Linked DNA regions of Homo sapiens: region 1 is linked to region 2. Evidence: chromatin loops called from intact Hi-C (ENCODE). Cell type or tissue: heart right ventricle. All regions are shown on one strand. Each heading gives the region's core, and the rest is flanking DNA. Links, peaks and the distances in the headings are about the cores only. Region 1 has its middle 21 kb from the start of MORF4L2. Region 2 holds the start of TCEAL7 (transcription elongation factor A like 7).

Evidence for each region. Hi-C counts contacts between places; a loop is a spot of excess contacts. Peaks named below come from ENCODE experiments on the same cell type or tissue, not always from the same donor. Only the 100,000 strongest peaks of a DNase experiment are listed, where the experiment ranks them.
Region 1: it touches region 2 in a loop (5-fold over the local background); 1 of 110 quality-filtered maps calls a loop at or near these places.

What each region holds. Positions count from the first base shown.
Region 1 is chrX:103,658,388-103,673,850 of GRCh38, reverse strand. No RefSeq gene overlaps it. Among named protein-coding and RNA genes, the nearest start is that of MORF4L2, 21 kb to the left of the region's middle. In heart right ventricle, for the core only: no CTCF peak of the experiment used is centred there; no DNase peak of the experiment used is centred there.
Region 2 is chrX:103,324,022-103,339,484 of GRCh38, reverse strand. TCEAL7 (transcription elongation factor A like 7) reads right to left here and starts at 9,246. Exons shown (of 3, transcript NM_152278.5): 1 at 9,181-9,246; 2 at 8,445-8,562; 3 at 7,159-8,108. The coding sequence starts at 8,081. The coding sequence ends at 7,779. RefSeq lists an enhancer at 8,231-8,730. In heart right ventricle, for the core only: no CTCF peak of the experiment used is centred there; a DNase peak (open chromatin) is centred at 9,334; H3K4me3 peaks cover 1,561 bases; H3K27ac peaks cover 577 bases.

The DNA.
Region 1 (15,463 bases), core at 6,905-10,904, 330 kb before region 2:
AACTTTATTATAAAACAACATGAAGGGAATTATTAGGTATGCAACACAGTAGAATAGTCAAACACATAAATACAAATTGTTAATATCTTTAAAATTTAAAAAGAGACAAGGGAGATAGGCCATAGATGCACATAGGCTAGTTTTGAAAAGAACTGCAAATTGCAAGTAAACAGGTTCATTTTCCTTAGACATAAATACTTAAAATAATGAAGTATTTTCTATCACTGTTGTCATCCTCCTTGCAATAGGTGCTAGTAAGTTATTGAACATGCTTTTAGGTGTCAATATATTGTCAAGAGTAGCAGAAACCAGGCTACGTTGTAGGCTGGCTGCATTGTGACCATCACACCATCATGTGATGACTAGACCCATCAGGTGTCAATTATTCTTCCCCAAATTCTGTAGTGGGAGAGTGGCAGGAGAAAGGATCAATGTAAAGAAGAAAGGAGGTTTTATAATTATATGCAGCCCATTGATTACTGAACCTAATTATCAGATCTCTCTAACACTGGTACTTAGCATGTAGAAGTTGCTCATTAAATGTGTATTCAATGAAGACTACTTAGACTTTGCGTCTTAGTGAATACTTCATTTAAGTAGGCAAATCCCTGGTGTCAGATGGCTGAAATGATTCAAATTTTGCATTAGTGAATGATGGGTGACCAGATGGGCAGGCTTGGGGCCTCTCATCCTCATACTCTGTGGAATCTAGGGCCTAGCCAACTAATTGAATTCTTGACTCCTATCCCATTAAGAAGACAGTTGTAAAATAGCCCACGATACTCATGAAAACATTCCAAAAGAAAATAAGGATTTGTTAATGAAATTTTGAATAGGAGGCCTACCAAACAGATATGGATCTTAGTTCACACCCTTGAGCATATAAGAAATGTCACATTTTCAAAGCGCCTTTAAATGAACATAAATATGACTCTGATATCCAAACCCTAGCATGCTAGTGGGAAATCCACATCACTTATTACTGGGGATTCCTCATCTCCATTAGTTGTACAGGCATTCTATGGTCTTATCTAGCACCAAAGCCTGAGGAGATCCCTGCTGTCTTCAGCTGTCTGTCCACACTGGTTAGGGATGAGGTGCTCATTTACTGAACTGGCATGGTATCTTCAGTTCCTTTGTCCCTGCTGCTTCTATCCAACCCTCTGGGTAGTGGAATGTTTGCCAAGACTAGGCAACCAGCTTCCCCCGGCCCATCACAGAGTCTTCTTTGGGTCCTGATATGAAGAAATGCTCATGTCTCTGCCACTGAAAGGAAGTATAGACCCTGACCTCTATTCTCTTGCTGCCCTAAAATGCCCTCCATTCCCATCCAGGGACATCTGGCTTGATTTCATCAATGAATATAATCCTTTTCAGAATATATGGGCTGGGCACAGTAGCTCGTGCCTGTAATCCCAGCACTTTGGGAAGTCGCAGGAGGATTGCTTGAGGCTAGGAGTTCAAGACAAGCCTGAGCAACATAGCAAGACCCAATTTCTACAAAAAAAAAAAAAAAATTAGCTAATGTGTGCCTGTAGTCCCAGCTACTTGGGAGGCTGAGGTGGGAGGATCCCTTGACCCCAGGAGTTTGAGTCTGCAGTGAGCCATGATTGTACCACTGTAGTCCAACCTGAGTGACAGGGCAAGACCCTGTCTAAAGAAAAAAAAAAAAATCACCGGCTTCAAGCAGCTTCTACTTCCAGATCTGCCACAAATCTCCCTCTCTTGGATCTCTGCTGGAAATGAGAGGAGAGAAAAATATAAGAACACAATATACATGTTAATATATATTTCTCTTTCTTTTTTTAGAGATGGTGGGGTCTCACTCTGTCACCCAGGCTAGAGTGCAGTGGTGCCACTATAGCTCGCTGCAACTTCGAACTCCTGGGATCAAGGGATCCTCCTGCCTCAGCCTCTCAAGTAGCTGGAGCTAAAGATGTATGCCACCAAGGCTGGCTAATTTTTTTGTTGCTGTTGTTTTGTAGATGGGGGTCTTACTATGTTGCCCAGGCTGATCTCAAACTCCTGGCCTCAAGCGATCCACCTCAGCCTCCTACGTAGCTGGTAACATTTCAAAAACTGATAATTTAATATGTCCCAGTTAAACATATAGGTAGTTTCTTTTATTTTGGATGATTTCTTCTTGTTAATTGTTTCATTAAAAAAAATCTTAGGAATATTCAGGAAAGTCATAAAGTACTTTATTAGATCCAAAACTGGGCCATCCTATTGATTTAAAAAAGGGGGCAGTTATCATAAGTGGACACATGGACACAAATTCACACATGGACTCTGTTGATTTTGCAAGTTTCTCTATTTTAACACTATAGAGATGATGTCGCTTTATCTATCCAGACATCTAGATGGCTTCCCTTCTAAAACTGAAGGGCAGTTTAAAGAGTATATTTACCCCCATGACATTCAGTGCCTAGCTAACAAGGTGGGTCCATAACAAATAGCTATTATAACTGTTATTTATTATTGTTATCAATGTCTTCATCATCAACATAAATAAGCCTGTTTTCATTCAGGAGAATGTATGTGGATTGGTACGGAAGCATGTTGTGAAATAAATTGCATGACACTCATGAAACACCTGAAAAGGAAAGTAGTTAGTAAATGTAAGGTTTGTCTTGCTTACAGCAAGTTTTTGACACAGAATAAATGTTCAAAAATTACAATTCTCTTTCCTTCCTCCCTTTCCAAAAGGAAAGGGTAAAGAATATATTCCCAAGATCTGTAGTTCTCAGCCTGAGGTCCCCAGAAGATACCATTAAGAATTGAGGAGCTCTCTTCTCTTTCCATCTTGTCTCTTCTTTCTTTCTTCCTTTTTTTCTTCCTAATTCATTATGGAGGTAATACTTAGCTGAACTTTTTCTAGAATCAAATGAGATAATATATTTAAAAGTGTATTATTAACTATGAATTGTAATAATAATGATTAATAGTTAGCTTGCTTATACAAATGCCAATAATCAGAAGTTGTATATATATATGTATTTAAGTTGTATATATATTTTTGTATATATATTTGTATATAAGTTGTGTGTGTGTGTGTGTGTGTATATATATATATATATCTCCAAAATGTAAAAAATATGTATAAGGAACAGGATAGAAGTTGGAGATACTCTAAATTTTGTTTAAAAAATATAAAGTTAGATAAATAATTTAGAAAAATCTGCCAGATGTGGTGGTGTGCACCTGTGATCCCAGCTGCTTGGGAGGCTGAGGCAGGAGGCTCTCTTGAGCCCACCAGTTTGAGTACAGCCTTGGCAACATAGCAAAACCACAACTTAAAAAAAAGAAAAAAAAAAGAGGCCAGGCGCGATGGCTCACGCCTGTAACCCCAGCACTTTGGGAGGCCAAGGAGGGTGGATCACCTGAGGTCAGGAATTCGAGACCAGCCTGGCCAATATGGCAAAACCCTATCTCTACTAAAAATACAAAAACTAGCCCGGTATGGTGGCATGTGCTTGTAATTCCAGCTACTAGGGAGGCTGAGGCAGGAGAATTGCTGGAACCCAGGAGGTGGAGGTTGCAGTGAGCTGAGATCACACCACTGCACTCCAGCCTGGGCAACACAGCAAGACTCCATCAAAAAAAAAAACAGAAAACAATCTTAGGATAAGCACTACAAGATTAAAAATGGAACATGTGTCTTAAGCCATTTTGTGCTACTATAACAGAATACCACAGACGACTGGATAATTCATAAATAGAGATGTATTTCTTATGTTTCTGGAGGCTGGGAGGTCCAATATCAAGGTGCTATCATCTGGTGAGGGCCTTCATCCCATGGTGGAAGCAGAAGGTCAAAAGAGCAGGGGGTGGGGAAGAAGGCAGCAGAACTCATCCTTTTATCAGGAACCCACTCTTGAGATAACAAACCTACTCCCACAGTAACAGTGTGAATCCATTCATGAGGGAAGAGCCCCATGACCTAATCACCTCTTAAAGGTCCCACCTCTCAACATTCTTGCATTGGAGATTAAGTTTCCAACACATGAGCTTTGGGGGACACATTAAAGCCATGACAATGTGTAAATTCCAAAACTCCAAAGAAAACTCCATTGGTCTAACGAGGCAGGAAAGGAGGGGAGGGAAACATGCAAATAAAAATACATGGTAAATAGAAAACACAAAGTAAAAAGGTAGAAATATATCTATAATAGATCAGTAATAATAAATATATGTGGATTAAACTCACATATTAAAAGAAAACCTCAGATTGTTTTTTTTTTATAAGACACAGAATCTAGTTTCATGCCTTTTCTCAGAGGCACACTTAGAATTATCCAGAAAAGTTCAAAATAAAAGGATGGAAAAAATATACCAGGCAAATACTAAGCAAAAGAAAGCTGGTGTAGCAAAATTAATGCAAAAACAGTAGTAGTATTCATCCACAGGAGTTTGGCACATCACAAACAACGCACCAAGCAAATGTAGTCAGTATATTGAACAAGAACTACTGGTGAAATACAATCAAAATGCAACTTTACTTTTGTCTCTAATATTGTACTTTTAAAATTACATTTCTCTCAGGCCCCATGGCTTTCCTGCCACCTTACAGTCACTTTAAATCACAAATTGAGCCTGAATTCAGTGATTAGAACACGAAGTTCCAAATAATAAAGGGCCACTGAACTTGATTTAGAGTTAGACCTTCTCTGCTCGCCTAGCACCAACTTCAGGTGACCTCCCATATTTGAGCAAAGGGATGCACTGAGTTTCTTCTCTTTGCCCATCTTCCTTCCCCAGCTTGCTAATTTTGACTTCAGGCCTGTCCGCGGTTAGAGTGAAGGGAAAGAGTAAGGGGGAAAGGAACAGAAAATTATTGTCTGGTTATATAGTAAGTTGGCTTTACTCTCTACGGATCTAGCTGTTTAAAGGGGACTCTCATCAGAGGCTCCCTTACTGCTACCTCTGTATCAAAAATGAAACATGCAGCCGGGCGCGGTGGCTCATGCCTGTATCCCAGCACTTTGGGAGGCTGAGGTAGGCGGATCACAAGGTCAGGAAATTGAGACCATCGTGGCTAACACGGTGAAACCCCGTCTCTACTAAAAATACAAAAAAAAAAAAAATTAACCGGGCGTGGTGGCGAGCACCTGTAGTCCCAGCTACTCGGGAGGCTGAGGCAGGAGAATGGCGTGAACCTGGGAGGTGGAGGTTGCCAAGATCGCGCCACTGCACTCCAGCCTGGGTGAGAGTGTGAGACTCAGTCTCAAAAAAAAAAAAAAAAAAAAAAAAAGAAACATGCTATTGCTGTTTCTCCTTCAGCTCTGAGTTTTTCAGCTGTCCATTCCATAGGGTTTTTTCAGCTGGAATCTGTAGCACCCCCAAACAGCTCTCTTTGAGAGCAGCTTGCTCTCCTTCGTGGCCCACTTCTTGTACATGGGAAACACCTATCTGTCTTTTGCCCCCAACAAACTGGAAATGCGGACAGATCACAATACAGTTACCACTCCCACCATCACCACAGCCACATTCTCTAGCCAGGAAGATTTTTCAGTCTGGAGGTAGATCACATTCCACTGTGCCTTCCAACTCCAGGAGACACATATCAAGCTTTAGGGGGTCCAGTTGAATCCATGGAGTGAAAAGGAAAGCACCTCAACTCTTCCAACTTGGAAGCTCATCCCAAAGAAATCTTCCTCGCAAAACTTCCTTTTTCATATCTCCTCTCTTGACCCTTTTAATCCTCCTTGTGGGTTTTAGAGCCGCTTGGTTATTTCCTTTGGAAACCTGGCTTTGATTTCATATCTGTTATATGTTAATGCCTAAGAGGAAACTTTTAATTTAACATTCTGTCATGGAAATTTAAACCAACTAGTCCCTGAGTCCTGGAAGATCACAGTATAACATTAGAATTTTTTTTTAAGGTAGAGTGGGGGAGAGTGTGGGTTTTGGAGTGTGACAGACCTGGGTTTGAATCCAAGCTCTCAAACTTACTAGATTTAGGGCCTTGGAATATATACTCAACCTCTGAGTTCCATTTACTTCTTTGTTTAGGGAAGATACGGCTGCCTACCTTGGTAGAAAACAATTCTGCCTGCCTACAGAATTATGAGAATTAAAGAGAGAACCAACTTAAAACATGAAACACTTCATCTGGCCCATAGTGGACACTCAAACAAATATTAGTTCCCTTCCTATTCTGCTTCCTCCCTTCCTTGAAAGTTATGCCTTTGACATTCTTTACTTTATAAAGAACATTTGCAAAGGTAATAACAAGAAGGGGAAAACGCAGGTATGATCTTCAGTGCCATTTCTGTATTCCAGAATGAGCTGTCTGATGGATCCTACAGGAAAAGGAACAATATCATCATACCATTTTCATTTTGGGAGTTACACATCCAGTGAAGTTGAAAGTAGGGGGCAACAATAATCAAGCTATTTAACTGTTTCATGTGTTTTCCTGAAACTTAATTTTAGCTTATAGGTTAAAAATCAATAAAGCATATGTACTTAGAGCTCCAGAACTTTAGAATGAGAGTTCCAGTGCCAAACCCTTTAATAGCTACTGGGCCTGGTGAGATCTTTCCCCCTTCTCTGACTTCACCTATCAGAGATGGAAAAAAAACCCACAACAACAACAACAACAACAACAACAAAAAACAGCTGATATTTATTACTTACTATGTGTTGACATTAAATGGACTATGTAATAATTTATGTAAACCTCACAACAACCCTAAGAGGAAGTAATGGAATTATCCCCATTTTACAAGAGGCACAGAGGCCAAGGACACACAGCTAAGAGTGGCAGATCTGGGATTTGAACCCAGTTAGTGACTACTCTTGACAGCTGTTAGCTACTGTACTATCCTGGCTCTCTGAAAAGGAGCAGGTTTTGAGAAATGTGAAACATGAGATCTCATTTGTGAAAGCACCATGATTGTATAACAGGCCTACCTAAAAGCTGATGTCAAAACAAGATTAGACATAAATAGATTTACTGGGGAAACACAATAGATAAAGGGAGAAAGAGCAAGAGAAGATGGGGAGAGCCTTTAGACTGTGATCCACATGTCACATCTGTGAAAGCAGAGGGAAGGAAGAAGAATTAGGTAGAAAGAGTCCCAGACTTCAGTTCATTTGAGAAGCTATGGACCAGGCCAATGGGGAGTACAAGCAAAGATTAAAAGTCTCCCATTGAGCAGAAATGGCATGGCTCTAGTGGCTCAGCTGTGCTAAGTCATGGTGTGGGAGCAGTCTGGGAAAAGTGTGTCCTTAGCACGAATCATGAATGTAAGGGTAGACTGACTCAGTGACTGCTTCCTTGCTGTCCACTTACCTTCTGCTGACTCAACCCTGAAAATTTTGCAAAGACCCTGAGCCTGATCCCTTCTATGCTGCCCCACCAGAGGGGCTCACACTCTTTTGCACTGTCTCCTAAGAGCAGGGGGATCCTGGTTAGCACAGAGCTCTCTCTCCAAGGTTCTGGCTGTTCCGTGCTTTCTGCTCTGGAATTGGCCAGATAAGTCACTGCTTGGATATGCGATTGACATACCAGCCTTCTGTGTGGGTAGGCAGGTGGTGAGGGGCCCACAGAAGCAGGCTCTGGATGCTGCTGACCCTCCACCACCAATGCCTTAAAAAGCATCTTCATACCAATTCACAGCTTGACTGTCCTGGCTCCCAAGTCATGAGCTGGGCCTGCAGTGCATGGGGATTTTCAGATAGAAAGTGACACCCCCTTTCTCCTGAGTTGTAGGACCACATGTCTTTGCAAGTTCCCTTTATCTGGGGTCTTCTGTATTTCTGGGTTTGGGATGACTGAGGCATCAGATGCACTGCACCAGGCAGACACAGAGCTAAAGTCCTTGCAGAACCAACCAAACAGGCCAGGGCACATCAAAGCCCTTCTGGGAGTCTGAGCAAGGTGGGTGGGAGACGGATGGGTGAGGTTTTGTGTGCCCCAGTCTTCTTGGGGGCTAACTGGACTCTGAGAGAAGGGTCAGCCCCTTCTGCTTCAACCTCAAGTTACCTGGTCAGATCTGTTCAGACATCTGCTTGCTCAAAGACTATCCCAATGAATGTTTCCTGCCAGGACACTTTGGGGCTTTATCTCCTCCCCTACAAAATGTTCCCCAAAAGAGAGAGGGGAAAGGAGGGAAAGGCAAAGTGTTCTGACCTGCAATAGGGCAGTCGGTTCTCCTCCTCCAGGTGTGTCTGTGCAGGGCAGCTTGGCCATTAGCCTAAAAGGGCCCTGTGCCTGCTGCAGGCAGAGAAACAAAAGTCAGACCCACCCCAGAGGGGAATGTGGCCTGAGTGAGCCCTTCCACCTCCTGCCTAAGCACCACCACTCTTAGCGTTAGGGGGATGGATTTATCCTCTCTTATAAAACTAATTCCAGTGAGCCTGGAACCTGATCTCACTCCAGACAGAATTCCAGTTTGACTAACACCCATCACACTGCCACTGGCCTTGAAGAATGGTCTGGAGACATGAAGAGCTCCCAAAATGGCATCACAGAGAAAACCAAAAGCAAGGTCACATTCGTTCTTGCTTTGCTCCATAGAAGCTTAATTTTCTTATATTACATTTACTACTTTTTCTTCAGAACTTTTAATTTTTTGTTTCGCTTTAGTACTTTAGAAAGGCATTCTCCCCTTGAATTCTTATGAATATTTTATTATAGTTTCTTTTTCTCACTTTACACCCACCCTACACAGAAAACTATACTTTCTAATCCCCTGTCCCCTCTATCCCCTTGCTATGAGGTGAGACCATATGATAGTTTTAGCTAATCAGCTGTGAACCGCAGTAACATGTTAGTTCTAGACTAACCTATAGTGGGATGAGAGATTCCCATTACTCTCTCCCCCTGCCATAGTGATCAGTGATGTTCCAGGCTGTAGAGCTTCTGTCAGCCTGAGGTCCTGAGAGACTGGGGACCAGGGCCCTTTCACCCCACACCTTCACCAACACATGTTCGGCATTTATTGTGAGCTAGAAATAAACGTTTGCTGTGTTAAGCTGCTGAGATATTTTTTTCCCCAAAAGGGAATGAGGAGGCAGGGCAGGAGTGTAGAGAATGCAGTTTCAGAAGGGCACCCGCCCCCACCCACCACTCTCATGCCCACCTTCAGGCATCCGGGGTGCATACCTCTTTTTCTATGTTTCGCTCAAAACTCCCACATCCTCTGCAATAGGAAGCTAATACCCATGCAGGGTTTCTGCTCATCTCCCCAGCATTCCCCACTGCCCACCATTTTCTGAATCAAAATGGGCAGGGGGCGTGGCTGTGGGAACTGCAGTACAAGACCCGCTGCGGTGTCCGTTTTCCATTCCAGAGGTTTGCAGGTGATTCCTACCCTCACACCGACTTGGCGGGGGGCCAGGACATTTTTCTCCTCTCCTTTCCCTAAGCGAGAAGCCAGCTTGCTTTCAATACAATAGGGGCACGGTACCCAAACCTGACCGCCATCCCCATCCCAGATCCCTCCCCCAAGCCCACCATTTTTTTTCCCCTAAAATAAATCGGAGTAGGGGCCGGAAAGGGGTATAGGCAATGTAGTCTTGCATGCGCTATGATCTTCTCCTTCGCCTTCAGATAGCCTTTAATCATTCGAACCTTTTCAGATCCGCAGCCAACAGTAGTCTTCTCCTTTTCTGTTTAGCAGCAAGAAGCGCTCCCGCCTGCCTCTAAGGCAATAGGGAGATGGTGCTCAGGATGGAAAGAGAACTCAGACTACATACTGACTTCAATTCACTTCAGCCCTTTGTCCAGTGAGGCCCGTGTGTTAACAGTGAGCTCGGATCCCTAATTAATCCTCCCAACAGCACTTCAGCAGAAGCCGGGTTGCCCATCCCCAGCCCAACCTAACAATCCGAAAGGGTATCATCTTCCTGGAGTATTTATTCGCCTTTCTCAGATTATCAGGGAGGATCAGCCTTTTAGAGTTAATCGATCCTGTCTTCTTTTTTCCTCTCCTGTCTCTAAATTCTCCAACTCCCGTCCGCCAAGACCCTAAAGTCTAGCAGTTCCCTGGCAGTTCTGTCCAGACGCTGAAATGGGGCTCAGGAAACAAGACTGGGAGTGAGAGTGAGAGAGGTTTTCACCAATTCTTTTCAATATTTATTTGTATGTTCTGTTCCTTATAGTTATTATCTTTACTATTATTACTAACAGCCTACATCCTGTTTGTCACTAGAAAATAGAAAAGAGCTATTTATTTTCAGATGGGAAGCAGGAGGTAGATTCAAGTATGCATGTGGGTAAATAACCCAGCCAACTGTTTTTGCTGCTCAATGGTAATACAAATATAGATACTCTAGGCGCCACTATTTTGGATGTTTGAAATGTACAGAGCAGCTGGAGGCTCCCCTTATGAGGGGCCACTATGTTGTGTGAGGCTTTTCCATGAAGTCAGACACCGAGGTCCCATAATCCCGTAGTACTGAGGACACCTTGGATTTTCAGATTTCAGTAGCTGGTCATAATGTTGTGGTCTTTACAAATGATATTAATTCAACTTCCACAATTGCTATATTTCCCAGTTCTCAACCACATCCACATCCCTATTAACCCTTTGCAATTCCAACTCAGAAGCTCCTACTTTTTATGACCTCAGGGACAGATTCGGGTTGTGGGTAATGAAATTTATAATTCGGAGGACTCTAAGAAAAAGAATATTAAAAAGTATGAGCATTTCAAGCAACTATGTACAAAAGTCAACATTTACTTATTATGAGAAATCACAACAAATTACAAAATTGAACAGCTGACATATTTTTTAAAAATTTCCAGAAAAATAACATTGTCTTAATTAACTGCCTGGCATACCTCTACAGTGATTTTTTTTTTCCCTACAATTTTTGGCTACGAATTCTTTGATCTTTTCTTCTTATGACATTTTTGTAATAACATATTTTCTTTTTTTTTGTAATAACATATTTTCTAGAAAAAAAAGATACTCCAATCTTTCCTTTGGCATAGTCAATTTTAAAATTATTATTGATAAAAGTTTCAGCTTTACAACTTATCATTGGCGATGGATGAATTTTTAGTTTTGTCAAATTTGTGGAAACTGCTGTCAACCTCTGTCAAGTTTAAGAATTCAGAACACTTCAAGTTTTCTTGTGCAGATACTAATCTTTATACTCAATAGCATACACAAATCAGTGTAATGTTAATGTCCTCATTGTAGTGGTATATTTTGTGTTTTATGGTATTTTAGTCAGTGTCAGTATTTCATGCCAATTCATTCACGAAATTAATATGAACTAATGTAGATGTGATTGGACAAAGCCACAGGCATGGTTAGTGTAAAAAAAAAAGGCCAATAGTCAATTTTTGATTAATCATATGATACTTACTTATTGGGCAGCAGTGGGAACTAAGACTAAAAAAATCAGGTAGGAAATAGGAAATAGTATCAAATGCTGCCAGGAGGCCGATGACAGACCACTATGCTTTTAAAGTGAGGTCTAAGATTTTTCAATGGTTTACTAAGCATATGAAAGACAATAGAGTATAGTGTTAGGCTCATTATCATTAGAGTCTGACAACCCTCGTTTGACTCTTAGAGCTTCCACCTGCTACCTTGAGAAATCTCACTGGTAATTGCTTAATTATACATGAGATTAAGAAACAAATGAGTAAATTATCCAACTAAAATCAAACTAAATGTAATTCCAATCAACTTTCCTCTTAGCTTGCTCTCTAACATGCTGGCATCCATCTCATCACCAAGAAGAGGAGGGGTAATTGGAGTAGAAAGAAACAGTAGTCTTTTTTCTTTTTTATTTCACTCAGATTAGTAAAACCTTCTTGTAGGAGCTCCAAGAATTTTATTTACTTTGAGCGTCTTGCCTTAGACGGTTTTTAAAACACAAATGTCATCCTAGACCTGTCATGCCCACCAATGTGCCAGGTCAGTTTACCATTGCCATGGCAACACCTGGAAGTTACCACCCTTTTTCTAGAAATATCTGCATAATCTGCCCATTAATTTTCATATAATTAAAAGTGAGTATAAACATTACTGTAAAAATTACTGAGCTGCTACTGTGGGCACACTGCCTATGGAGTATTCCTGCTCTGCAAGGAGTAGTACCTATGCTGTACTATGTCAGAATCTTTGTTGCTAGGGACTCAAGTACTATATTTTCAAAAACATGCACAGATGATTCTGCTAAGCATACCTTGTAATGAACTGTATAACAGACTTTATAAATTCTATTCTTGCCATCCTCTGAGGAGTAATTATTTTTCTTTCCAACTTTTATTTTAGGTTCAAGGGGTACATGTACACATTTGTTATATGGGTAAATTCCATGTCATGAGGGTTTGGTGTACAGATTATATCATCACTCAGGTAATGAGTTTAGTACCTGATAGGTAGTTTTTAAATCCTCTCCCTCCTTCCACACCCCACCCTCAGGTAGGCCCTGGTGTCTATTGTTTCTTTCTTTGCGTCCATGTATACTCATTGTTTAGCTCCCACTTATAAGTGAGAACATGCATTATCTGGTTTTCTAATTTGCTTAGGATAATGGCCTCTAGCTCTATCCATGTTGCTGCAAAGGACATGAACTTCTTTTTTATGACTGCATAGTATTCCGTAGTGTATATGTCTCACATTTTTTTTTATTCAGTCACCTCTAATGAGCACCTAGGTTGATTCCATATCTTTGCTATTGTGAACAGTGCTATGATAAACATATGCATACATGTGTCTTTATGGTAGAATGATTTATATTCCTTTGGGTATATACCCAGTAATGGGATTGCTGGGTCGAATGGTAGTGTTGTTTAAGTTCTTTGAGAAGTCTCCAAACTGCTTTCCACAATGGCTGAACTAATTTACATTCCCACCAGCAGTGTATGAGTGTTCCCTTTTCTCAGCAACCTTGCCAGCATGTTATTTTTTGATTTTTTAATTATAACTATTCTGACTGGTATAAGATGGTATCTCGTTGTCTTTTTCATTTGCATTTCCCTCATGATTAGTGATGTTGAGAAGCTCATGTCCTTTGCAGCAACATGGATAGACCTAGAGGCCATTATCCTAAGCATCCTGAACTAGGAGGTAGGACTTGACTCTGGAGGTGGGGCTCAGACACTGGACCAAATTGAGGACTAGCTAAAACAGGGACAGGGTGGAAGTAGCTTTCCATAAGAGATGCCCACCAATGTGCCATGTCAGTTTACCAATGCCATGGGAACACCTGGAGGTTACCACCCTTTTTCTGGAAATATCTGCATAATCTGCCCCTCAATTTGCATATAATTAAAAGTGAGTATAAACATTACTGTAAAAATTACTGAGCTGCTACTGTGGGCACACTGCCTATGGAGTATTCCTGCTCTACAAGGAGTAGTACCTATGCTGCTCCTGTATGCTGCCACTTCAATGAAAGTTGCTGTCTAACACCACTGGCTTACCAAGAACTTTCCCTGGCTAAGCCCCAGTTTTGGGGCTCAACTGCCCTGCATCATTTGGCAACCAATGAAGGGATAAAGGCAGTGAAAATGGCAGCAATGGATGGAGAGGTGAGATGGCAAGACAACAGAGTTGGTGGCAATCAGTAATCAGCTGAGAGGTGGTAATTGGTGAGAGACAATGACAAGAGATGGCAGTCAGTGAGACAAGTGGAGAAATGGCGAGAGATGGAGAAGCTGCAAGAGCTATAACACTAAAGCTGTAACAATAAAGAGCTGCTAACACTACAGAGCTATAACACTAACCAAAGGCTCTTTTCAGAGATATCATTTTCCCTGGCAGATGGTGGACCTGAGCAGATGAGCCAGTGGTCATAGTGCTGCTGTCTCATGTGAGACCCACCATTCTGACCAGCAGGCTGGTGGGTTACTGGTCCATTCCAGCCCCCATGTGGCAGCCAAGCCCACCTGTATTAGTCTGTTCTCACATTGCTATAAAGAACTACCTGAGACTCAGTAATTTATAAAGAAAAGAGGATTAATTGACTCACAGTTCCACAGGTTGTACAGGAACCATGGCTGGGGAGGCCTCCGGAAACTTACAATCATGGCAGAAGGCAAAGGGGAAAAAAAGCACATCTTCACATGGCCAGGAGGAGAGAGAGAGAGAGAGAGAAAGAGAGAGAAAGAGAGAGAGAAAGAAAGAAGGAAAGAAAGAAAGAAAGAAAGAAAGAAAGAAGGAAAGAAAGAAAGAAAGAAAGAGAAAGAAAGAAAGGAAGAAAGAAAGAGCGAGGTACACACTTTCAAACAACCAGATCTCATGAGAACTCACTCACTATCATGACATCATCCAATCACCTCCCACCAGGACCCTCCCCCAACATTGAGGATTATAATTCAGCATGAGATTTGGGTGGTGACACAGAGCCAAATCATATCACCATCCAAGCTGAGGAAACCTGGAGAGACCTTCACCCGGGTCCCACATAGAACATTGGTCATCATGATTTTGGCTACTGTGCATGAATGAGTGTTCCCTCCACCCTCTCCCACAATATTAGGTAAGCTGGGGAATAAAAGCCTTTGGCTATGTGTTCAGTTAAAAGTCGCCCATTGTTTGATTGCCCTGAAACACGTCCTTGTCACCCCTTCCCCTAGTCTTTTCTCTTATGACTTCATTTTGTTGCTCCACCAGTTGTTTTATTTTCATTTCTGCAATGTGTGTTTTGTTTGCACTCTTATGTTTGCTTTGATTTTCTGATAACTGTATATGGGCATTTGTTTAAGGCAGGACACTTGGTTGTGAGAGGCTCCCTATTGTGTTGACTCTGGGAAACCAGAGTCACATTGTTCTGTGACCCCAACTTGGGTTTGGGTTCACTGTTGGCCACCCCCTGGATGGATGCCCCTGGCATTTGGTGATGGGACCCTCACTGGCTGAAACTCTGGTACTCTGGGTTTTCAGCATTTGCATTTTCAGCTGCCTTCCAGATGCTCTGGGGTTTTCAGCATTGACATTCCCTCTAGGATTGTGGGTTATAATCCCTCGCCCTAGGGGAATAGTGATCTTGCCTTTTTCTGCCCTGAAGTTAGAAGTTATTATTTCCCTAATAGGCAGTCACAGACTCCTTCTTGTGTGCTGACTTGAGCAACTGTCTTGCTCAAACCTCTCTAAGCTGAAGGAACAGGGAGTTCCTAGGCTCCTGGCCTGACAGACAACCACCTACAACGGTAGAAAAGTGGTTGCCTGAACATTTATTTTGGTGTCTCCGCTGCTGGATAGGTTCTCCAGCAAGTCAATACCTCTGAGGTGTCCCCTTGGGTAATACTGTTTCCCTCTTCCCCTCCTCCCTTCCCATTCACCATTTGTTTAGCCCTCCTCTCTGCTTAACCCTCACTGTGGATTTTAGGCTCAACATTCTACTGTCCATTTGTAGCTTGTAATCCACTTTTGTAATGCCTTGCTATGTATACTTACACCTTCTCTGCAGGAAGTGAGAGAATCTAAAAGTGAAAAATAATGACTCAGTTGCTTTCCCTTTTGCTAGACTTAGGAAGACTTCTGCG
Region 2 (15,463 bases), core at 7,229-11,228:
AAGGAGTTCAAGACTAGCCTGGGCAACATGGCGAAACCCCATCTCTAAAAAAAATAAAAATAGAAAAAAAAATCCTTTGCCAATTTTTAAATTGCATTATTTATATTTAAATTGTATTCTGCTGTTGAGTTGTAGAAGTTGTTTATGTATACCGGATACTAGAATATATAAATTTATAAATTAAATAAATATATAAATATACCTATCTTATCAGATACATGATTTGTAAATGTTTTCTTCCAACCTGTAGGTTGGCTATTCACTTTCTTGATGGTTTCCTGTGGTGCACTAAAGTTTTAAATTCTGATAAAGTTCAACTTATCTATTTTTCACTTTATCATGGTTTTGGTATCATTTCTAAGAATTCGTTAAAAAATACAAGGTTATGAAGATTTATCAATATGTTTTCACTGGAAAATCTAATTGTTTTGACTCACTATATTGGTGTCTGAGCATTAGACAAAGCAGGCACCTCTCCCAGTCTTCACAGACTGATCTCATGAAGGAGAAGACCTTCACCAATCTGCCTAGCCAGAGATTTTGGAGACTTCTAACTCTTTCCCTCCCCATGAGGAAACAGACAACGGTAGTTTTTGTTCTCTCACTCTGTGCTGAGCCGTGGGATTGGGGGAGGATCAATGGTGTCTCTCAGTCCAAGCTGCTGTTTCATTCTCCTTTGGGCATCTGGACTGTGCTGGACCTGTCAGAGCTCCAGGCCTAGCAATACAATGCTATTTCTTTGGTCAGCTTCAGAGAAATTGGGGGTGCTGGATGTGCTGGTCGCCTGTTTCCCTCCCTAGGGGAAAGCTGAAAACTGGAAGTTTTCATCTGCTAGTTTTGTGCTTAGCAGGGGTGAGAATCAATGGAATCACCAGCCCAAACCACCACCTCTGTTCTTTCCTGGGTGTCTAGACTATGCTGAAGCAATCAGAGCTCCAAGACTGGCAAGACAGGAGCCAGTCCTCTGGAGAACCCCTTGGTAAAGTAGGGGTACTAGACATGTGAACCAACCCTTTTTATCCCCTGGATGAAGCTGGAAGTTAGGGGGTTTCCTTCTGACTGTATGACACTGAGCTGGGGGCAGGGTATCTAAAAGAGGGTGTCCCAAATCTCCCTATCAACTTATGTGAGTCTGGTTTTGCATTCTCTCAGAGTGCAGGAGCATTTCAATTAGCTTCTGATTTATCACAAAGGAAATTTGTGAATTGTTGCTGAAACAGTGTATTTGTTGGCAAGTTAGGAGAGCTTTCTATAATGCCATCTTGCTGATGACACTCCCTCTATTTTATTTATCTTTGTTCTAATTTCTACTATTTCTTTCCTTCTGATAGCTGTATATGTAGCTTCCCCCTTTTTGTAGTTCGTTTAGATGTAAAGTTAGGTTGCTGACTTGGAATCTTTATGCTTTTTAAATGTAAGTGTTTAAAGCTATAAATTTCCCTCTGAGCATTGCCTTTGCTACATCCTATAAGTTTTGATAAGTTGTGTTTCAATTTTACGTCATCTCAGAGTATTTTCTACTCTTACAATTTCTTCTTTGAGCCATTCACATATGTGGAATTCCAGTTTTCTGTCTGTTATTGACTTCATGTTTCATTCCATTTTGGTTGGAGAAAATGCCTTGTGTGATTTTATTGTGTTTAAATTTATTGAATTTTGTTTTGTGGCTTCAATATGGTCCATATCCTAGATAATGTTCCATCTGCCCTTAAGAAGAATGTGTATTTTTCTGTCATTAGGTGGGACGTTTTACATATGCCTGTTAGGACTAGTTGGTTTATAGTGTTGTTCAAGTCCTCTATTTCCTTATTGAATGTCTATCTAGTTGTTCTGTTGTTGAGAATAGGATATTAATCTAACCCCACTTGAAGCAAGAAAAAAAGCATAAAAAAGAGAATAAGATATTGAAATTTCCGACTATTATTGTATAACCATCCATTTCTCCTTTCAATTTGTCAGTTTTTGTTTCGTGTAATTTGGGGCTCTGTTATTAGGCGCATATATGCTTAAAATTATAATATCCTCTTGATGGATTGACACTTTATCAATGTATAATGTTCTTCTTTATCTCTATAACAATTTTTATTTAAAGTCCATTTTGCCTGGTATTAGCATAGCCACTTCAGCTCTCTTTTGGTTTTTATTTACATGGAATATCTTTTCTCATTCTTTCACTGTCAAACAATTTGGTCTTTGAATCTAAAAAGAGTCGGTTTTAGACAGTGTAGAGTTGGATCATGCTTTTTCAAATTCTGTTCTGCCTATCTGCCTTCTAATTGGAGAGTTTAGTTCTAATAACCACGTTTTCTAGTTTCTGTATTTGATAACTGTGATATCTGGGACTTGTTGACCCTAAAGGGACTGCTCCTCCCAGGGTTAGCTAATTCCTAGCTATAGCAAACAACTCAGCTGTGAGCACCCCTTTCATTTGCAAACCAACCAATCCAGAACCCATACCACCAAATATCTCCTTTATCAGGCTCTCACTAATATCACACTAATTATCAGCACTAATCACAATAGGGCCAGGTAACAGACAGCTAGAAACAGCCTTTTATCCCTGAGCCATTGAAATGGTTCGAATTAGCCAATTCCAAACCTACCTATGCTGCCACACTTGTTTCTTCACACACACACACACACACACACACACACACACAAAAGCAAAACAAAACAAAAAAACAATAAAGCCTCTTGCCCTCATTTTTTTTTTTCTTCACTTGCTCTGCCCATGACTGACTCTGGTGCTTCCTCATGTGGCCCTGTGTGTTATGGTATACTTTCTGTTTCTAGGTATCTGTGATTATAAAAAGTCTTTCTTCATGACAGTCATTTTTGTGTCAGTATATCTTACCATATTTGATTAAAACAAATCCTGGGTACTTTTAAAACATTAATTCATTTACACTTAAAGTAATTATTGACAGGGAAGGATTTACTTCTGCCTTTTTGCTATTTGTTTTCTATGTATCTGCACCTTTTTGGTTCAATTCCCCATTACTGCACTTTTCTGTGGTTAATTGAATTTTTTTCTTGTGTACTTGTTTGATTCTGTTATTTCTTTTTTGCATATTTTTAAGTTTTTTTCTTTATTGGTTCCTCTGGGGAACACAATTAACATCTTCGTAGCACATTTTTCTTTTATATAACAATACCAATTTATTTTCAACACAAGAACTCTATTTTTTATAGCTCCATCCCCCCTTTATGTTGTTATTGTTACAAATAATATATTTTTACCAAGTGTGCATATTAACATAGTTTTATAATTATTGTTTTATGCATTTGTCTTTTAAATCATATAGGAAAAAAAGAGGAGTTATAAGCCATATATGCCATACTACTTGCTTTTATATTTTCCTGTGTAGCTACCTTACTGTTGTTCTTTATTTTCTCATATGACTTTGGCTTACATATCTTGTATCCCTTTATTTCAGCTTGGAAGTCTTGTAAGACTTGGCAGAGGTCAGTAAATACATATGCAAATGAATCTACCTTCTATGATATAAATGTACCTTAAATTATTCAATCAATTCCCCATTAATTAACATGAAATTATTTGTATGTTTTGCCACTAAAAGCAATGCTGCCTGCAATGAACATGCTTGTACACATACTTTTCTTTTTATAGATGAGATGCCTGAAAGTAAGGTTGCTTGGTCAAAAAGTATGTGTTCTTTTACATTTCCTAGCCTCCCTTGCACATATGTTGCAGCTATAGAATGTAACATAAGACACTTCTAAGGCTTATAAACAACCCCAGGTGATCCTTCTGCTATCCTTCTGGTAACTTTGGAAACCATGTATGCCATCTGGAATACCAGACTACAGGACAAATGCAGGTTAGATACCCAAAAAAGCAATAGAGCAGAGCCATGCATGAGAGACAATAACCCTCACTGAAATTATGACATGAAAGAATAATCAACTGTTTTTAAAATACAGATTGCATTTTTAAAAAATTAACTAAGCATAGTCTAGTCCATCCTAATATACTGATTTAAACACACTTCCAGTTTGGATCTCTTCTTTACAATTAAATACTTAACCAGTTTGATGGATATCCATTCAGAAATTTATATATCTCTGTTTTGCATTTTCACTAAAGGCTATCATAGAGAATCAACTGTCTTATTGCCTTTATTCAGCAATATTCCTGGAGATGCTTCAATATACGAATGTCATTCTTTTTAACTATTGTGTAGTTTTTCTTGGTATGGATGAACCACAGTTTGACTATTTTCCGATTGATACCTTAGTCTGTTTTTAATATTTTGGCTCTTACAAACAATGCCACAGTAAACATCATTTTTGCTTTCCCGTGCATATCTGTAAATATATCTCTACAGTAATTCAATGTAATGGAAGTGCTAGGTTGTATAGTTTGCACATATTTTACTGGTTTATCTTTTTCTTTTCCATTTCTAAAAGCTATTGGGATATTAGGGATATTTTCCCATTATCTGTCGTGGTATTACAAATATTTCTTCTCAGCCTATTTCTTCTCCTTGTACCTTTTATATTTTTTCCTTTATAACCTTCGGGTTTCTTTTTGCTTAAGAAGATAATCACTATCACGAGATTATAAAAATTGTTTTCTTGATTTTTATTGTGCTATTTCATTTTTGTTTCTCAGACTTTTTTATTTAATCCACTTTGGATACATTTTTGTGTATGCGGGGAGTAGGAATCTATGTTCATTTTTCTTTTGATTGAATAGTCCATAACGCTCAATTCTTAGGTTAATTTTTTTTGCAAATACACAAAAGCCTTAAGCAAATATGCATATAGCTATACATTTGCTCATAACTATGATTACTTTCTTAGGACAAATTCAAAGCAATAGAAGTTAGGTCCTAGAATATGAAAAATAGACAGCATTTCAACTTATTGTGAATAGAAGCACAAAAATGGATGCCATTATTTACTCTCTCATTCAGTATGAAAATGCCTACATCTGCAATAAAATTATCATAAGTAAACATTTGTTTGCCTATTTGGTAGTAATATCTTGTCATTTTTATTGTTTCTTTTTAGAATTGTCTTATTGCCTCCTAGGAAAGCTAAATAATGTTTATTCTCCAAATAGATTTATTTGGGTATCCTATTTATATGGGTACCCTACTTATGTCCTCTGCAGAATTTTTATGGTATGATACCCCCATTTTACTTTTTAGGAGCCCCTAATTATCAACTATTAACCAGTACGGTCTTTGATTATAAGAAGACTCCCTCTGTACAGCCCAGATGAAACAAAGTCTATGATGTTTATCAGGAAGTAGTGGAGACCATGATTTCATGGGAATCCCAAAATGAAGATTCCAGGGCCAAATGCACAGAGATTTTATCTCAGTGTGTTTGCACGTGTATGTGTGTATATGGAGAGATATGTGTTAGAATTTTACATTTTTGTTTAAAAGATGAGGTGTTGCTATGTTGCCCAGGCTGACATGCAGTGGCTATTCACAGGCATGATCATCGCACACTACAGCCTCAAACTCCTGGGCTCAAGTGATCCTTCTGCCTCAGCCTCCCCAGTAGCTGGGACTACAGGTGTGCACCAGCATGCCTGGCTAGAAATTTGCATTTTAGAAGCACTCCAGATGATTATAATGTAAGGAGATGACTTTTTGAGAGGGGCCAGCTATTTAACATTTGAATAATTTTATAGGCTGAATTTGGGGAATAATCCCTTTCTTACTGGGCTCCTTTTAAAAATATAGTTTCTAGAGGAGTTATTACCAACTTAATGTAATCAGAAGTAAAACTGGGCACTATAATTCTAAGTACACATTTATTAAATACCCACTGTATGTTAATTTATTAAATGCCCACTGTATGTTAATAAGATTAATAGATTAATAGAAGTATAATAAAAGATATGATGTCGTCTTTACTTTGAGATGCAAAATGTAAAAAATCCTGTTTAGAAATAATGCTTACATTTCTATACATTTACATATATATGCTTTGTAAGACTAATATATATATACTAATGTATATTAAGACTACATATTAATATATATACTTATATATGTAATGTAGACATTTATATATTATATATACTTACATATAATATGTAATATAGACATTTATATATTATATATACTAATATATATTAAGACTATATATATGCTTATATATTAGTCTTACAAAGCATATATATTAAGCTTAATATATATGTATTAGTATACATGTCTTACATAGCATATATATTTATATATGTATATGCACATATATATTTATATATGTATATGCACATACACATTTATGTGCATGTATACACACACACACACACACACACACACACACACATCTTAGTCTTATGAAGCATTTTTGCATGTTTCCAGGGAGAAAAAATGAAAAGCAGGGATTTGGTTTTAGATTTGTTTCCTATATCACATTGTGCAATTTACACATCTCCCAAGACTATTCTGAACACACTAAGTCAGGCCTGCCAGGAGCCTTCAGGAAGAGATTATCTCACAAGAGGACAAAGCCTCATTCCTTAGACTTAGAGCAGCAACTCTGAATACAGCATGATGCCTTTGACTTAAATTTATACCCTAGTCCAAATCCCAAGTGGACTCATCACATCTGACTCCTATGGAGAGGAAGGGTCTTGTGATTGAAAACAGATGGGGCTGTTTTACTAAGGGCTCTGAAAGACATTGTGGCCCAAGCAACCCTAGAGAAGTCCCACCTGTGTTAAATGTCACTATAAAGCACAGGAAGCTTTAGACGACAAGAGTCAGAGTTCAACCCACTGACGACTCCAGGGAATTCGGTTGGGTTTTGGCCCTGAATGACTGCAGTGCATCAGCAGCAGTGGGGCCAGCAGAGAGCACAGGGCCCAGCAGAAGAGGCAGCAGTGTTGGGCAGGTGTGGCAGGACCCAGGGGAGGAGACAGGGCTCAATAACAGAGGACTGATAGGGAAGCCCCCACCTCTGCCTACTGGACTTGTTCCGGAGTACAAGTTGAATCATGCCAGGCCCTCTCTGAAGTTATTGGTGTATTCTATAGTGGGTTGGGATTCTGTATGCACAGTGGGGAACAAGATCCCACTGAGCACAGCTGGTTACTGCCTCATTTCCTTCCCACAGCAGCCCTGTGAGGCAAATATTTTCCCTATGAAAAGACTGAGTCTTAAACGTGTGTATCTGTAATAATTACCAGTTTATTACTCTGGCTAAGAGATCCAGAGGTAATTGGAGGTTTACATTTCATTTTTACGCTTCTGTTATTGAGAGTTTATTAAGTGTTTCATTGCCTTCCAAAGGCGATTGACAAGTTCTTTTACTGTCTACTTTAGGGTTTTTTGTGACACAAGTAATATACACACATAAACATATATTCATTTTTTGGCAAGTGAGAAGATGCAGATAGGCAAAAAGAAAAAAAAAGAGATCACACAGAGATTCACTGTTAACCTTTGGTGTATAATAAAATCAGACACTTTCCTTTGCATTATGTCACATAGAAATGTACAAATAAAGTGTACATATATACACACATATATGTATACACTGTTTTGCAACTCGTTATTTTCACTTTGCAATATACAATGAGCATTTTTCCATGCAAATGAATGAGACCTCTTATTAAATGAATAAGATTGGGTCAAAAGATGAGATGTTGACAAGAGTCATATGTAAATCTCAGCAACATCGAATGACTGGAGTAAAACGATAGCAAATATTTATCAAGAAAGTGCAGACAAACAGAAAGCAGTGGCAACATTAATAACAGAAAATAATTGAATTGTCAGAGAAATTAATTAAATGGGATAAGGACGGTCCCGAGAATGCCTATGGTTAGAATGCAGAGCCCTAAATTTCTTTCTCAGACCCCTTATCTCTTCCAAACACCTTTCCATCTCATCTCCCTCCCTTGTCATTTCTTCATCTTTAAAATGCCTATAGTCTATGTCCTCTTTAAATTCTTCGAGAGACTGAAGCAGCCTCTGTCTAAAATTCCCTTCTGTTTGCTGGCGTTCAAATTCTCCATACGGGCGTTTTTCCTCCCTCTTTGGCACGCTGCACTTTGGCTTTCCTTCGTTTTCTTTGCAGGGTTTTTGCATGATGTTGTTGTTGTTTCCTGCTTAACTCTAGGGAGAAAATGTAAAGACAAATTGCTTCATTACTTTTGAATCACGATTGTCAGTTTCTCTCTGAGGCAAGATACTTTCCCATCTCTGCCCCACAGGTCCAGACCTCATAAGTCTGCGGCAGTTCCCTCCACCCTCTCATCTCCCCCTTTTCTCCCCTCCCACCTCAGGAACCCACCGTTTCCCCAGCAGACAAAGCTAATGGCCTCTCCAATAGGCAGGAGAGGCGGAGCAGAAAAGGAGATGGACTGCGAAGCCGCAAATTTCGCCTAGCTTTTGCCCCTTCCCGACTCCTATCCTCAGAGATCTCAGTCTAAGTGCCTCTCTCATACTGACCTGTGCGGGGTAGTTTCCTGCTCCTTTTCTTCCCCCAGATGTCTGTGAACACAGATCCTGGGACCTCCAAACAAAAAGGAAGGGGCGGGGAGGAAGGAGCTATCTGTGGATCAACCAGCTCCAGAGACAAGACAGACGTTATTATTTTGAACCTGGGATTCTCATCATCACCGTCATCGCCCCCCGGATTTCTACCTCCTGGCCCCTCCTTCCTGTCTGTATCCTTTCCTTCAGGATTTCCGTTTCCACTCCCCACTCCTCACCCTCAGGCCTGGGCCTTGCAAGGCCCGCGTCTCCCTCCTTCGCCCCGTCCCGCGCCCCACCCCACCACCACAGGCCGGCATTGAGTGAGGTGAACTATTTTCAAATGATCTCTAAATTTCTGTTGTCTCCATCCCGGGATTTCAGCCTTTCTCCACACACCAACACATACCCCAGGCCTAAAATTTTCTCTTAACAAAATTGGAGAAAGATGAGGAGAAGGATAAAAAGAAAGCATGCCAGGGTGAGAGAAGCCGATTATTTCAAAGCTGTCACTAAATCTCTAGGTGTCTCTCAAAAGATTTCGACCTACCCCCTTGCTTCCCCCTGCAAAAGATACAATTATCTCCGACGATTTTGCAGCGGTTTTGGGAAAGCAAGTCTGGACCTATTCCAGTCATTAGATTCACCCACTACTGACCCCGGGGGTCCAGTGGTTCCTTCACTCCAACCTGCTGGGATTTAAGGAATTTACCTCTTCCTTCCCTTGGCCACAAGCACGCACGGCACGCTTGTCTGCAGGGCAGTAAGGAGCTGGTACCCAGAGGAGAAAGAAGCCCGGGAATATAAGGACTTCGGTTCACGTCAGCTCCTGATCACGTGAGGATTATGTCATCCCCCATCTCTGGTCCCCACTTTCCCCTCCCACCAGCAGCGCTGCAGAAGTGGACCGGCTTACCAACCTCCCACCCCACACCACACCAGGCCCTGTCACTCATTTTTGTCTTTGCTAATTCCAGAGGTCAAAAGTGGCGCCTTCTCCCTGTGGTCAGAATTTGCCTTTCTCTGATTACCAGGGAGGGGCTGCATTTTCCCAAAGTTATATTAACCATTGTTACTTTTTTTGTGGTTGTGCTGAGAGGGAGGATTACTTATCCTTTTCTAAGCTACAAGAAAAGAAAAGTGGCAGTCTCCTCCATCCAATCGCCTCTCAGCCACTAATAGCCATCATTTCCCTTGGAGTCCAATCCTTGAAACCAGATTGGAGGGAATGGGGTGAATTAGGAAAGGAGGTAATGATTTGGATTGTGCTTCTTACTTTTGTTTTGATAATTTCTTATTCTTTTCCAATTTTTCCATAAACTTATTATATACTTTTAATAATCAGAAATATGATAAAGATATGTACATTTGGAAAAAGATTCCAGATAGGAGGATAAAAAGGCCAGCCACCTGTTTCTGCTGCTGAAGTCATAATATAAATATAGACCCTTTAGGCAGACATATTTTTTGAAGTTTAAGATGTACAGGTCAGTTGGAACCTACTCTTTTGAGGGGCTCCCGGGCATGTGAGGTCCTTCCATTAGGTGAGTCACTGAGACCATAATCCTACAGCACCTTGCCCTTAGATTTCCAGATCGCAACTGTAAGTCACAAATTTTAACTAGTTTGAGCTCAGTATCATGCCCTCTTTCTTCCAGTTTATACCATACACATAACCCTTTTTTCTTCAATACTGTACCCCTAATATCCCAACTTTTTTCAACACTCTCATTCAGAAAAGAATAGTTTTTCATTTTCCCTAGACATCTCCATCCTATTTATGTTTTCCATGACCTTATTTAGCCATACTGATGTATTGAAAGCTACTTGTAGTACTAACAAAAATTAGTCACATTTAGCCACCCAACACACTAAACTTTTTGTTGCTAAGGATTTGGGTACTTGTCTAAGTAGATTTGCTCTTGATTTGTTAGCTTGAAATATATGCAATAGAAAGGGAGATGTGTAAACTTCTCATAAGTTGTTTTTAGGAAGATTGCAGCTCATTATGAATATAAAGTTACCACTAATCAGTTTGATATAAATGACTCCAGAAAAAAGTTCAGTGGTCAGAAAAAAGTCTTAAAAACAGTAGAGCATCATTGTCACAGTTATTAAGGAATGACTAGTTGTGATAGAGGCAAAAAATTCGTTTGTGGGGAGAAAAATTCCTGAATCCTCTGTGAACAGCTTTTCATGCAGATGGTTAGACTCAGAGTTATAAAATGGCTGAAGGATTCGGGTGTTGAAGACTTTGCATATTAGTAAGAAGAATGGCATTGGACAAATCCTAGTTTGAATTAATTGTACTTACTTAGCTTTTGTATAAACTTGAATGTAAAACTTGGATACTGCAACTTCTCTGTGCTTCATCTATAAAATGAGGCTAATAGTTTGAAGTATCTCACAGAGTTTTCAGGACTAAATTACATATTTAATATGTGTAAAACATTTAATACATGACTGACAAGTACCAAGGCAGCCTGAAGCCTAAATATGTGGGGGCAGGTCTGGCACCAGGGATGGGGGAGGTGGGTGAAGCTGAAGCCTGCAGCCCAGGGGGTCAGTTTGGCAGTGGGGCAGGCCTAGACACTGAGTTTTTAGAGCAGGCCTGGAGCCTGGGGCTGTGGGATCCAGACTAGTGCTAAAGCAGGCCTGGAGGCTCAGTCTGCAGGTACTGGCCTAGAGTCTGGGACCATGGGGGCGGGTCCAGTGCTGGGTATTACTGGGATGGGCCTAGTGTTGGGATCCAAGAAAAAGTCTGGTGTTCACTTCCTTCTCCTTCCCCCAAGTGGATGGTACCTCCAAGCTGTGCAGCCTGGGGTTCAGGAAGGGGTGATGTGGGTAATGTAAAACTTTCCTTCCTATCCTTTTCAATGTGTTTTTTTCTTATTTCTGTTCTATACCCAGGTGCTGTAATCTGCCAACTGGTTTCCTTAGCTCTTGCGAAATTATTTTTGTGCCCAGATAGTTGTTCAGATTATGTTTCTGTGGGAGGATGAGTGCAGGAAAGTCCTGTTCTGCCATTTTGCTGACATCTAGCTCCTCACATCTCAATTAATTTTTAATAAGGCATGAAAAAAGGGTAAAAAGGAACAATAATAAGATGGGACATCTGCAAGCAAATAGCAAAATACTAGTTTTAAATCCAATTGTATTAATCATTACATCAAACATTAATTGCCTAAGCATGCCCGCTAAAAAAGAAGAGTGTAGTGGTTGACTTTGGGTGTCAGCTTGACTAGATTAAGGGTTACTCAGATAGCTGTTAAAGCATTATTTATTCTCAGTGCTTCAGTGGGCACTGAGCCAGTCTCTCTTCTGCTCAAAGGGAAACCTAGGTGATTTTGCTTTCGATTAAAATGATTGGGCTTCCTCAGGTGTGTCTGTGAGGGTATTTCCAGAGGAGATTTACATGTGAATTGGTGGATTGAGTGGGGGAAGAGGGCAGCCTCAATGTGAGTGGGCACCATCTAACCGGCTGAAGGACCAATGGAACAAAAAGGTGGAGGAAAGGTGAATTTTCACCATTTCTCTACTGGAGTTAGGAAAATCTTCTTCTGCTGCCCATGGACATCATAACTCCAGGTTCTCTGGCCTTTGAACTCCAGGAACTACACCAGCAGCCACCCCCCACAACCCTCACCATACACCCAACCTGGGGCTCTCAGACCTTTGGCCTCAGACTGATAATTACACCATTGGATTCCATGGTTCTGAGGTCTTTGGAATTGGATTGAGCCACACTATCAGCCTTCCTCACTCTCCGGCTTGCAGACAGACTATTGTAGGACTTCTCAGCCTCCATAATTAAGTGAGCCAATTCCCCTAATAAATCCCTTTTCATATATTTCTTTATGTATTCTACCAGTTCTGTCTTTCTGAGGAACACTGACTAAAACAGAGAGATTGACAGATTGGGTAAAAATGCCAAACCACTTGTTTGCTTTTTATAAGAAACAGGCTTTTCTTTTCTTTTCTTTTTTTAACTTTTATTTTAGGTTCATGAGTATACATACAGGTTTTTTTTTTTTGTTTGTTTTTTGTTTTTTGTTTTGAGACGGAGTCTCGCTCTGTTGCCCAGGCTGGAGTGCAGTGGCACGATCTCAGCTCACTGCAAGCTCCGCCTCCCGGGTTCACGCCATTCTCCTGCCTCAGCCCCTCGAGTAGCTGGGACTACAGGCTCCCGCCACCACGCCCAGCTAATTTTTTGTATTTTTAGTAGAGACGGGGCTTCACCGTGTTAGCCAGGATGGTCTCTATCTCTTGACCTCATGATCCGCCTGCCTCGGCCTCCCAAAGTGCTGGGATTACAGGCGTGAGCCACCGCACCCAGCCACATACAGGCTTTTTATATAGGTAAATTGCATGTCATGGGGGTTTGGTGTATAGATTGTTTTGTCACCCAGGTTAATAAGCATAGTACCCAATAGGTAGTTTTTTCTATCCTCACTCTCCTGCCACCCTCCACCCTCAAGTAGGCCCTGGTGTCTGTTGTTCCTTTCTTTGTGTTCATATGTATTCAATGTTTAGCTCCTACTTATAAGCAAGAATGTGTGGTATTTGGTTTTATGCAGAAACACATTTACAGACACACATTGGTTAATAGTAAAAGAATGAAAAAAGAAATAGTATGGAAACACAAATCATAAGAAAGATGGAATGGTTAGATTAATATCAGCACAGTAGATTTCAGAGCAAGAAATGTCCATGGACAGATGAATGAATAAATAAAGCATGGTATATACATACAATGGGATATTATACAGCCTTAAAAAGAAAGTAAATTCTGATACATGCTACAACATCGACAAACCTTGAAGACATTATGTTAAGTGAAATAAGCCAGGCAGAAAAGGATTGATATTTTACGTTTCCACTTATATGAGGTACCTAGAGTAGTCAAATTCATAGAGACAGAAAGTAGAACAGCAGTTGCCAGAGGCTAGGGGAAGCAAAAAAATGGGGAGTTACTATTTAACGGGCACAAAGTTTCAGTTTGGGAAGATGAAAAAGTTCTGGAGATGAACAGTAGTGATGGTTGCACAACAATTTGAGTGTACTTAATGCCATTGAACCATACACTTAAACATGGTTAAAATGGTAAATTTTAAGTTGTGTATATTTTACCACAATAAAAGCATATTTTATAAAAATGAATGGGAAACCTTTGGATTAAAAGAGAATTAAGAGACATATCAAGCAAGGGTAATGTGTGTTAGATCCTAACTGAAACAAATGTAACAAAAGAAACCATGATAATTTATGGAACAAGTGAAAATTTGAACACTGAATAGATATTTGATATTAAGGAGTTATTTTTAGGTGTAATAATGATATTGTGGCTAAATTTAAAAAGGGCTTATCTTTTAGATATACATACTGATACATCAACAGATGAAAATATATGCTATTTGGAATTTGCTTTGAAATAATATGGTAGGAAAGAAGTGGGTGGGAATAAAAACAGGTTGACCATAAATTGAAAATTGTTACAGCATAAAGGTGGATACAGTCAGGTTTTGTTTTATTTTTCTAAACTACTTTTGAATATATTTCAGATATAACTGACAAAAAACTAGTATCCAGAAAAAAATGTTCTGTTGAGAGTATAAATGATGCAATCACTTTGGAAAGCATTTTGGCATTATCTATTAAAAGTGAAGATACGGATACCTATAACCCAGCAATCCAACTTCTAATAAATACCCATTAGAGATGTATATGAATGTTAATGGAAACATTATTTGTAAATAACCAAAAATTTGAAAATAATATCCATAAAGATGAGAATGAATAAATATGTTATATTCATGAAATGATACAGTAAATGGCAATGAGAATGAACTAGATCTATACATAAAAACATGGATGGGCATAACTCACATAATTTGAGTACTATAAAGACTAAATAAATAAAAACAGTATGATTAAATTTACTTAAAGTTAAACTGCAGGCAAAAATAAATGGTTGGAAGGGCATTTATAGGTGGTAAAACTCTAAAGAACAACAAGGAAATAATGACTGTAAAAGTTAGGATAACGGTTACCTCTGGGAAGAAGGTAGTATTTTGTAATTAGTAAAAAAAATCACCTGATGGGTTACAGGTGCTTGCAAAGTTCTATTTCTTGACCTGAGTTTGGTTATATGTTACCTGGATGTTTGTTTTATAATTATTTATTTATGATTACTGCATTTTTTAATAGATGTGTTACAGCTCACAATTTAGCAGTAAAGACATGCTGTCGAGATAATTGGTTAATACTTTAGGATAATATAAATTTTCCCGATCCTAAAAAGACATCTGAATGAATTAAACATTTAGATGTTAAAAATTTGAAACAATAATAAGCTAAGAATAAATAATAAAAGAAAGATTAACTTACTGATAAGGCAAGAAAATGTATTGAAAAATTAGAATGTATGAATATGAAAATACAAGTTTTATGTGGGTGTGGATGAATAGGAAGTTCTCTATACTGTTATTGGGGGTAGAAAATGATGTTATAATTCTGAAAGCAAATCTAGCACATCTAAGGATTTACCTAAGGAACTAATAGGGAAGATCCTAAAATACAGTGGTATAAGGTGGCAAAAATATATTGAGTACCTGATCTTTGCACGAGCTTTGTTGGTGAAAAGCAAGCTTACTTTAAAAAAGGAAAAAGAAAAACTAAAAACAACCAAAATGTTCATCTATAGCCAATAAAATGTAGTTAACCATATAATAGAATATTATGTAGCCATTTAAAAAGATCAGGTATATCTAACATGTCTAATGTAAAATATTGCCAAGATACATTGTTCATGGTAAAAAGAATATAAAATAATATGAAAATAATACCAGATACATAAAAATATGTACTACCCTGTCAAACATGTTTATCCCTGGGTAATGAAATTTGACAAATGATAGGTCCTTACACCTATGGAACTCAATGAAAGGCGATCACAATAATTGATTGTATGTCCACTGATCTGTGTCAGTTTTGAG